Regions from separate parts of the Homo sapiens genome. Here region 1 is linked to region 2. A link is an interaction called in ENCODE POLR2A ChIA-PET data of the cell type or tissue named here. Cell type or tissue: PC-9. All regions are shown on one strand. Links, peaks and the distances in the headings refer to the core of each region. The heading gives the core; the rest is flanking DNA.

The links. Peaks named below come from ENCODE experiments on the same cell type or tissue, not always from the same donor. Only the 100,000 strongest peaks of a DNase experiment are listed, where the experiment ranks them.
Region 1: POLR2A ChIA-PET joins it to region 2 with 5 read pairs; 6 of 35 experiments call an interaction of 5 or more read pairs at or near these places.

The regions. Positions count from the first base shown.
Region 1 is chr14:34,720,034-34,725,412 of GRCh38, forward strand. No RefSeq gene overlaps it. Among named protein-coding and RNA genes, the nearest start is that of CFL2, 8.1 kb to the left of the region's middle. RefSeq lists a silencer at 2,970-3,264. In PC-9, for the core only: a CTCF peak has its summit at 3,126; no DNase peak of the experiment used is centred there.
Region 2 is chr14:34,647,918-34,653,296 of GRCh38, forward strand. No RefSeq gene overlaps it. Among named protein-coding and RNA genes, the nearest start is that of SNX6, 20 kb to the left of the region's middle. RefSeq lists an enhancer at 749-1,587 and a silencer at 3,927-4,145. In PC-9, for the core only: no CTCF peak of the experiment used is centred there; DNase peaks (open chromatin) are centred at 1,664, 3,094 and 3,474; H3K27ac peaks cover 2,753 bases.

The DNA.
Region 1 (5,379 bases), core at 285-5,284, 72 kb after region 2:
GACATGAAAAATGTAACATATAAAAACTATATGTTAAGAGACATGAATAAGAGTTGGAGAGAGATCATAAAATGAATACATGCATGGAGAGTTTATTCATTCCATCCATTAATTCCTTTATTTCATTTATTGAGCACCTCTGCTGGGTGTTGGGAATGCAAAGATAAACATAACATAGTCCCTGCCTTGAAGAAAGTCAGTCCTGTGGGAGCACAGCAAGGAAGCTGACCTTTATGAAACAATCCCATGCATGCTACAATGGCATATACACAGGATGTCTTGTGAGCACCAAAGAGGGCCACCAGTGCAGTATGGAGTGAGTTGGGTCTTAAGGAACAAGTGGGCATTTACTAGGCAGATGAAGGAAGGGTACTCAAAGCAAAGAGAACCAAATGTACAAAGCTACAGTGCACGAGTGATGTACAAAGCTACAGTGCATGAGTGAAGCAGAAGAAACCCCAAGTAGTTTGTTGGAGCCTCTGGGTTTGGAGGGAATAACGGAGTGGTAGGAAGCATCAGATCTTATGAGCTTTATAGACAATCTCACAGTCAGAACTTTATTCTGCAGATGATGAAGGAGACATAATTTTTCAAATGTTTTTAAAATAATAGGTATATTGAGATATTCACAGACCAAGAAATTTGCCCTTTTAAGTGTACCATTCCATGTTTTTCAGTATATTTAGTTGTGCAACCATCACAACTATCTAATTTTGAACCTTTTTATCACCCCCAAAAAGAAAACCCCATACCTATTAGCAGTCACTTTACATTCTGTCTTCTTCTGAGCTTCTGGCAACCATTAGTCTACTATCTTTGCAGATTTCCCTGTTCTGGACATTTTATATGAGTGGAATTTTGTAATATGTGATCTTTGTGAGTGGCTTCTCTGACTTAGCCTAATGTTTTCAAGGTTTGTCCAGTTTGTAGTATGTATCACTACTTCATTTTTATAATCAAATCACATTCTGTTGCCTAGAAATACCGCACTTCCTTTATCTGTTCATCAGTTGATGGGCATTTCAGTTTTTTGTACTTTTTGGCTATTATGAATAATGCTGCCATGAACATTCATGTACAAATTTTTGTGTGAACATATATTTTCATTTCTTTTGGGTATATACCTGCTGGGTCATATGGTAACTTTATGTTTAACATTTTGGAGAGGTCTCAAACTGTTTTCCAAAGTGGCTGCCCCATTTTATAATCCCATTCATACATTTTATAATCCCATTCATACGTTTTATAATCCCAATGTATGAGGATTTCAATTTCTCCACATCCTTGACAACACTTGTTATTGTCTGTCTTTTTTATTTTAGCCGTCCTAATGGCTGTGAAGTGGTATCTCATGGTGGTTTTGATTTGCATTTCCCTGATGTCTAATGATGCTGAGCATCTTTTCATGTGCTTCTTGTATCTTCTTTGGAGAAATTCCTCTTTGCTCCATTTCTAAATTGAGTTATTTGTCTTTTTATTCATTTGTAAGAGTTCATCATATATGCTGGATACAAGTCCCTTACTGGATATATAATTTGCAAAAAATTTTTCCATTTTGTGGGCTGTCTTTTCACTTTCTTAATGGTGTCCTTTGAAACTAAAAAGTTTTAAATTTTGATGGAGTTTATCTAATTTTTCTTCTGTTGCTTGTGCTTTTGGTGTTACATCAAAGAAATCATTGCCTAATCTAAGGTTATAAAAATTTACTCACATATTAAGAGTTTTATAGTTTTAAGTCTATAGTCTATTTTGCATTAATTTTTTAATATGGTCAGGTAGTGGGCCAACTTCATTCTTTTGCATATGGTCCAGTTGTTCTAGCACCATTTATTGAAAAGACTGTTTTTTATCTAATTTTTTTTTTTTTTTTTTAAGAAGGAGTCTCACTCTGTTGCCCAGGTTGGAGTGCAGTGGTGGGATCTCGGCTCACTGCAACCTCTACCACCTGGGTTCAAGTGATTCTCCTGCGTCAGCCTCCCGAGTAGCTGGGACTACAGGCACGTGCCACCGCATCCAGCTAATTTTTATATTTTTAGTATTTTTAGTTGAGATGGGGTTTCACCATGTTGGCCAGGCTGGTCTCGAACTCCTGGCCTCAAGTGATCCACGCACCTCGGCCCCCTTTAGTGTTGGGATTACAAGCATGAGTCACTGCGCCTGGCCTCTAATTTGTTTTTTAAAATGTCATTATAAGTATGCTAGCAATCACATTCTAAGATGTCATCAATTTTTAGATTTATAATTGCTTACTGATGAACTGAAGTGCTAACAAGAAAGGAATTTCTCTTGTATTTCACAACTGGATTACTTGTGCATCTGAAGATTAACTTATTAATGAATGTCAATAGAAACATATTTTAATTAATTTATTTTGTTTTTTTTTTTGGAGATGGAGTCTCGCACTGTTGCTCAGGCTGGAGTGCAGCGGCATGATCTTGGCTCACTCCAACCTCTGTCTCCTGGGTTCAAGCGATTCTCCTGGCACAACCTCCCAAGAAGCTGGGATTATAGGTGCATACCACCACTCCCAGCTGATATTTTGGATTTTTAGTAGAGACGGGGTTTCACTATGTTGGCCAGGCTGGTCTTGAACTGCGGACCTCAGGTGATCCACCCGCCTCGGCCTCCCAAAGTGCTGGGATTACAGGCAGGAGCCACTGCGCCTGGCCAGAAACATATGTTTTTAAACCACTTGAGTTTCTACTATGTGCCAAGGACTGTGCTAGACACTGGGTGTAAGATGATGTAGAAAACAGACATGGTCCCTGCCTTCGTGGAGCCTGTAGGCTAGTGAGAGAATAACAAGGGTCCCTGATATAAACTAGGAGAAATAAAGAAGGCTTCTCCAGTTGAAAAGTCCTCCACATGAAGGCAAAGCATGAAAAAAAGACTAAGAAGGAGCTTGGCTCTTTTGGGAAAATAAAAGGCCAGTAGAACTGTAGTGTAGTGAGCAGGGAGAACAGTGGCAGATAAGGCTGAAGAAACGGTCAGGGGCCAGTTAATACAAGGCCATATAAACCATGTCCCGAACTGTGTTTTGAGGCTCCCTGGGGTGCACCAGCAAACTCACCAGGATGCCTTGGATATTTTTAAAATTTGAGGGAAACACAGCGACATCTGTCGAACATCACAGGAACTACTACCTCGAGCTATTTTCCACTTTAAATCCAGCTACGTTCCTTTGGATGTGTTTTTCCCTCCTTGCTGTGATAAAAAGCAAGACCTAAGGGAAAATCGGTGTGGAGCACGAGATGTGGATGGCTGTGCCCAATACAGTTCTAAGGTTTGAAAAGTTATGCAGTGCCCAGTAGATGCTAAGTTGTTAGGACATGAATATTTATTGTTTGGATCTAACTACTTATTAGACCAAAATGTTAGTTATTTCTTTTGGCCTGAGTGGAACTTGAAAAAAACTGCTGAGACATTAAGGCCACCTTGAGCCAAGAAAATGTGGGAGTCTTTACTGTTAAGGATTTTGGGGTTTTGTTCCAAGGGTTACAGGACGTTCTGGAAAGGTATATATGTATGTATGTTTTATTTATTTGACAGGGTCTCACTCTGTCACCCAGGCTGGAGTGCAGTTGTGTGATCTTGGCTCACTGCATGCAACCTCTTCCTCCTGGGTTCACGCCATCCTCCCACCTCAGTCTCGTGAGTAGCTGGAATTACAGGCGAGCGCCACCATGCCCAGCTAATTTTTGTATTTTTAGTAGAAACAGGGTTTCGCTATGTTGCCCAGGCTGGTCTCCAACTCCTGGACTCAGTGATCTGCCTGCCTCGCCTCCCAGAGTACTGGGATTACAGGCGTAAGCCACCATGCCATGCCTGGCCTGGAAGGGTTTTTAAAACAGGAGAGTGCTGTGGAGGCTTTAATATTTTCTAGTAAAACAATATTTTAAAAATCTAGACATTTTACCTAAAGTGATTTTTTCTTTCACTTACTTGTTCAATTATCACAATGTCTTACTTAGGCTTGAATTTCAAAACTCTAATTAAAGGCTGTAATGTTTTCCTCCCTAACAGATCATTTTGCCCCACGGCTAGTTAGAGACCAATCAAGAATGGAAGCAGAGTTGACTTAAGTGGCTTTTAAATTGTTTCTCCTTCCACAAACTGCCTACAAAAGGGTGAGGGGGGTGCGGGAAGGACGCACTACTTTTCTGATGTCCCTGGGATCACTTTAAGTTGGAAAGGATGGAACAGATTTCCTAGGTAGATGAGGCCTATAAAGCTGTCTCCTTTCCAAGGTGCTTGAAATTTTTATCCTCTCAAATGGGTTTTTGTTTGTTTGTTTGTTTGTTTTGAGACAGAGTCTTGCTCTGTCGCCCAGGCTGGAGTGCAGTGTCGCGATCTCAGCTCACTGCAAGCTCCGCCTCCCGGGTTCACGCCATTCCCCTGCCTTAGCCTCCCGAGTAGCTGGGACTACAGGAGCCCGCCACCACGCCCGGCTAATTTTTTTGTATTTTTAGTAGAGACAGGGTTTCACCGTGGTCTCGATCTCCTGACCTTGTGATCTGCCCGCCTCGGCCTCCCCAAGTGCTGGGATTACAGGCGTGAGCCACCATGCCCGGCCACTGTTTTTTTTTTTTTTTTTTTTTTAAAGGCAGGGTCTTCCTATGTTGCCCAGGCTGGAATGCAGTGTTGTGATTATACCTCACTGCAGCCTCGCTCTCCTGGGCTCAAGTAATCCTCCCACATCAGCCTCCCCCGTAGTTGGGACTACAGGTACATGCCACCACGCCTGGCTAATTTTTAATTTTTCGTAGAGACAGGGTCAGGTCTTACTGTGTTGCCCTAGCTGGTCTCAAATTCCTAGTCTCAAGCAATCCTCCCACCTGGGCTCCCAAGGTGCTGAGATTGCAGGCATGAGCCACTTTGCCCAGCCTTTCTCACATCGGTTTGAAACATTATAGCAGAGATTGCCGGGGCCGCCAATGTCCATTCTTCCCTTGCACTTTAGTAAAAGAATGTCAGTCCCCACTTTATTTGGAGCTTATGTCCCCAGCTAAAAGACTGAATTTTTCATCCTCTCTGATAAGAGATATGGCTATGTGACTAATTCTACCAATATCGAGTTGACTTCCCAGGAGGCTGCTTAAAAGGAGCTGACTCAGGCCGGGCACAGTGGCTCACACCTGTAATCCCAGCACTTTGGGAGGCCGAGGCGGGCGGATCACAAGGTCAGGAGATCGAGACCATCCTGGCTAACATGGTGAAACCCCGTCTCTACTAAAAATACAAAAAAAATCAGCTGGGCATGGTGGCGGGCGCCTGTAGTTCCAGCTACTCAGGAGGCTGAGGCAGGAGAATGGCGTGAACCCTGGAGGCGGAGCTTGCAGTGAGCCGAGATCGCGCCACTGCACTCCAGCCTGAGCGACA
Region 2 (5,379 bases), core at 73-5,072:
TCAAAAACAACAACAACAACAACAAAAGAAGTAAAAAGCTGGGGGATATAAAGCAAAACTGACCTTGAGCAGAAAAGTTAAAGAATGACTTTTTCAAGTGCAGACTTAAGGCCGGGCGCGGTGGCTCACGCCTGTAATCCCAGCACTTTGGGAGGCCGAGGCGGGCGGATCACGAGGTCAGGAAATCGAGACCATCCTGGCTAACACGGTGAAACCCTGTCTCTATTACAAATACAAAAAATGAGCGTGGCACGGTGGCGGGCGCCTGTAGTCCCAGCTAGTCGGGAGCCTGAGGCAGGAGAATGGTGTGAACCCGGGAGGTGGAGCTTGCAGTGAGCCGAGATCGCGCCACTGCACTCCGGCCTGGGCGAAAGAGCGAGACTCTGTCTCAAAAAAAAAAAAAAAAAAAAGTGCAGACTTAAGTCAGACAAACTGCATTTGAGTTCTGGATTTGCCACTTGTTACTGAAACAGGACTTGTATTTGTAAATATTAAAACAATGAATCTAAATACTTCCTTAAATTTTGTTTGCTAGCTTCCCATCTCTGGACTGAAAGCCTAGAGATTTATTGCCCCATGACAAGAGAGAGCAGTCACCCGCCCTTTTTTGAAGGACATTTGGGTCTTCTAGTTAGAATATCAAGTGCCTAAATGGCCGGGCGCGGTGGCTCATGCCTGTAATCCCAGGACTTTGGGAGGCCGAGGTGGGCGGATCGCGAGGTCAGGAGATCAAGACCATCCTGGCTAACACGGTGAAACCCTGTTTCTACTTAAAAAAAAAAAAAAAAAAAAAATTAGCCGCGCGTTGTGGCGGGCGCCTGTAGTCCCACCTAGCTACTCCGGAGGCTGAGGCAGAAGAATGGCGTGAACCCGGGAGGCAGAGCTTGCAGTGAGCCAAGATTGCGCCACTGCACTCCAGCCTGGGCGACAGAGCAAGATTCCATCTCAAAAGAAAAAAAAAAGAATATCAAGCTTCTGACTATGTAAACAAGATATTCCTGCCTGCTCGTAAGACTTTTCCATAGTCTAGAGCGGAGGAGGAGACAAAGTTAGGTGGGGAGAAAAAGGAAAAGTGGGAGAGATAGGAGGAGGGAATGACAGACGCAAGGATCTTGATTTCTTTAGGTTTGGAGGGAATTGGGGCATCAGAGGCTTTGAAGCAACTGCTGATGGTAAGGGGAGGTTCTTGCCCTGTTTCCCATTTTAGGACGCAGAGATGACTTGACAGGAGGGCTGCCCCTTTTCTAATCTGGCAGTTCAGCCCAGTCAGGGCTGATCTTGAGGTAGGGGGAGATCTTGAGATTTAGCTTTCCCTGGGGTGTGACTGAGGCCCAGAAGTTTCCCAACCCTCAGCCCTTCCTCAAAATTAGAAGATAGCCGAGTTGGATGCCAGAAGGTCTTCCATATGTAAAGTTCCCAGCCAATATTAGTATTGAGTATTCAGCTATGTAGAGATTTTCTGAGGACTGAGACAAAACTTTGAAAAGGTCTTTTCTCATCTCCATGCCTAGAGATCTTAGAATAGATCACAATTCCTGGCCCTCTTCCTGTCTCCTCCTCTCCCCAATTCCCACCAGCTCCCTTCACCAGCTTCATCTGGGATGATTTCAGTCTAGGGCTTCTCAGAAGCAGAGAGTTCAACCAAATGACCTCTTGAGGTTTCTTTCTACTTCTACTTTATGACTCAGAGAATGTATTGAATTACTTACTCTTTTATATTCTACAGCCACATTTTTCAGTCACTTCTCTGACCTTGCTATCTACACAATTTCCTTGTTTTGCAGTTTCTAAAAAGGAAAGTCAGATAGAACATGTGTATTCTCATTTTAAAAGCATACTGACAGCATGCGATAAATTCTAAATTATTAAAAATATCTCGGCTGGGCAAGGTGGCTCACGCCTGTAATCCCAGCACTTTGGGAGGCCGAGGTAGGTGGACCACTTGAAGCCAGGAGTTCGAGACCAGCCTGGCCAACATGGTAAAACCCTGTCTCTACTAAAAATACAAAAATTAGCTGGGTGTGGTGGCACATGCCTGTAATCCCAGCTACCTGGGAGACTGAAGCAGGAGAATCACTTGAAATCTGGTAGGTAGAGGTTGCAGTGAGCCAAGATTGTGCCACTGCACTCCAGCCTGGGCAACAGAGTGAGACTCTATCTCAAAAAAAAAACAAAAAAAACCTCTTTCCCCCTCTTGCATTTAATTGAATGGTATAAACGTGGTGTGGAAGGCTTTCAGAAATTCCAGTGAAAACCACCATCACCTGCCACAGAACTCATTAAAAGGCTGAGACTGCAGTAGTTATAAAGGTCTGGTGCGAGACAGGAGTGTGGTGTTCTTGAGAAGCTGAAAGATGGTCAGTCTGGCTGGTGGGATCTGTCAGGCCTCTGAGCCCAAGTTAAGCCATCATATCCCCAGTGACCTGCACTTATACATCCACATGGCCTGAAGCAACTGAAGATCCACAAAAGAGGTGAAAATAGCCTTAACTGATGACATTCCACCATTGTGATTTGTTTCTGCCCCACCTTAAATGATCAATGTACTTTGTAATCTCCCCCACCCTTAAGAAGATTCTTTGTAATTCTCCCCACCCTTGAGAATGTACTTTGTGAGATTCACCCCCTGCCCGCAAAACATTGCTCCTAACTCCACCACCTATCCCAAAACCTGTAAGAACTAATGATAATCCCACCACCCTTTGCTGACTCCCTTTTCAAACTCAGCCCGCCTGCACCCAGGAGAAATAAACAGCCTTGTTGCTCACACAAAGCCTGTTGGTGGACTCTCTTCACCGGGATGCGCGTGACAGGATCCATGATCTGGAAGCCTCCATAAAGGGATGTGGGGGTGACTGGCCCCAACCTTCTTTCTTTTTTTTTCCTGGCCACGTAGAGAGACTATATTCCCTGGCTCCCATACAGATAGGAGTAGCTGTGTGACTAAGTTCAATGGAACATGATTGAAAATGATGTGTGCACATCCGTAACAACTTAGCATAACCTTAGTTGCTTAACACAACATAAATTTATTCTCTTACTTCTGGAGGCCGGAAGTCTGAAATGAGCTTCACAGGGCTCAAGTCAGAGTGTTGTTGGCAGGGCTGCTTCCTTCTGAAGCTCTAGTGGGGAATTCTTGCTTTTTCTGGCCTCTGGAGGCCTTCTGCATTCCTTGGCTTGTGACTCATTCCTTGCATCACTCCAGTGTTTTCAATCTTCATATCTCCTTACTTCTTTATCCTTGACTTTCTTGCCTCGCTCTTATAAGGTCATTATATTTAGGGCTCATCCAGATAATCCAGGATAATCTCCCCATTTTAAGTCCCTTAATTTAATCACAGCTACAAAGTATCTTTTGCAATAAAGATAACAATCACAGATTCCAGAGATTAAGATGTGGACATCTTTAGAGGCCATTATTCTGCTGACCACAGTGATCCTAGACACTCCATCTCTCCATATCTGCCAGCTGAATGCAGAGAATGAGGAAGCCAAAGAGATAGGGGAAGCCAAAGAGTAGAAGGAGCCTGTGTTGCTGAATGACCAGGTAGAGCAGAGCTCCCTTGCTGAGTACACTGGACTGTGAAATGAAGGAGAAAAAAAAATTATTGTGTTAAGCCACTGTGGTCTTTTAAAGACACACCTCACCAAGCTCAGCCTCCAACTTAAAAATGACTGGACAGTACTTTTACCTATTGCCCTTCTCAGAATTAGAGCCTGTCCTTGAGATGCTACAGTGTACAGTCCATTTAGACTTTTATATGGATGCATTTTTTTTTTTTTTTTTTTTGAGACCGAGTCTCGCTCTGTCACCCAGGCTGGAGTGCAGTGGCATGATCTCGGCTCACTGCAACCTCTGCCTCCCAGGTTCACGCCATTCTCCTGCCTCAGCCTCCTAAGAAGCTGGGACTACAGGCGCCCGCCACCATGCCTGGCTAATTTTTTGTATTTTTAGTAGAGACGGGGTTTCACTGTGTTAGCCAGGATGGTCTCGATCTCCTGACCTCATGATCCGCCCACCTTGGCCTCCCAAAGTGCTGGGATTACAGGCGTGAGCCACCACGCCTGGCCTGGATGCACTTTCTTACTCGGCCCCAGCCTCGTCCCAGACACCGGCCCTCTAGGCGGCTATCTTCCAGTCCTCCAGTAAGCTAGACAGGAAATTCACCAGGCTGCTAATCTTCTCTTGCCTATTCCAAATTCCTAGCCATAAGAAGACACCCTAGCTGGACGATCAGTTCTTGTTAAGAGTCTGACCCCTCAAACCCTACAACCTCAATGGACTAGACCCTACTTAGTCATCTATAGTACTCCAACCGCCGTCTGCCTGCAGGACCCTCCCCATTGGGTTCACTGTTCCAGGATAAAGCTGTGTCCCTCGGACAGCCAGCCTGATATCTCCTCTTCCTCCTGGAAGTCACAAGTATTCTCCCCTACTTCCCTTAAACTCATTTGCATTTCTGAAGAACAGTAATAACCCTTATGAGCCTAATACATCCCTTCATTCTATTAGGTCTATCCATCCTTACCCTACTCTTTGCAACAGGACTTTATGCAGTCACCCCCACTACTTGGACTGTGCCCCAAAACTTGTCATCCCTACTATATTCTGTCTAGTCATACTCCTATTCACCATTCTCAACTACTCATAAATGACCTGCTCTTGTTTACACTGCCGGTTTACATTGTTTCTCCAAGACATCATAGCTGATATCTCCTGGTGCTATCCCCAAACTGCCACTCTTGACTCCCTCTTGGAGTGGATAGATGATCTATGGTGGCAGGGCACCCCCCAGTACTTCCACCCTGATGAAGTTCTATTCTTTACTTTTGTACTCACTCTTATTCTCATTCCCATTCTTATGCCACTCTCTACCTCTCCCTAGTTACCTCCAGCATACTATCAATCTCACCCACTCTCTCCTCACTGTCTCCAATCCTTCTCTAGCAAAGAATTGTTGGCTATGCATTTCCCTTTCTTCCTGCTTTTACACAGCCACCCCCACTCTATAGGCTGACTGGGCTACCTCTCCCGTCTCCCTGCACCTCAGAACCTCCGTTAATAGCCCTCATCTTTACTCACCTGAGGAACTCCTTTACTTTCTAGACAGGTTGGGTGAGAACTCCCCAGATATTTCACACCAACAAGCTGCCACACTTCTCTGCATCTACTTACGGCACCTTTCTCCTTATGTCAATTCCACCCCCCTATATTTGGACCCCTAACCACACAAACAACTATCCCTGTTGCCGCTCCTCCCAACAACAGCCTACTGGAATCCCTTTAGGCAACCTTCCACTGTCCAAATGTTCCTTTACTCTTTATCTCCAGAGCCCAGCCACACACATTACCAAACAGATGGGAGCATTCTGACTTTG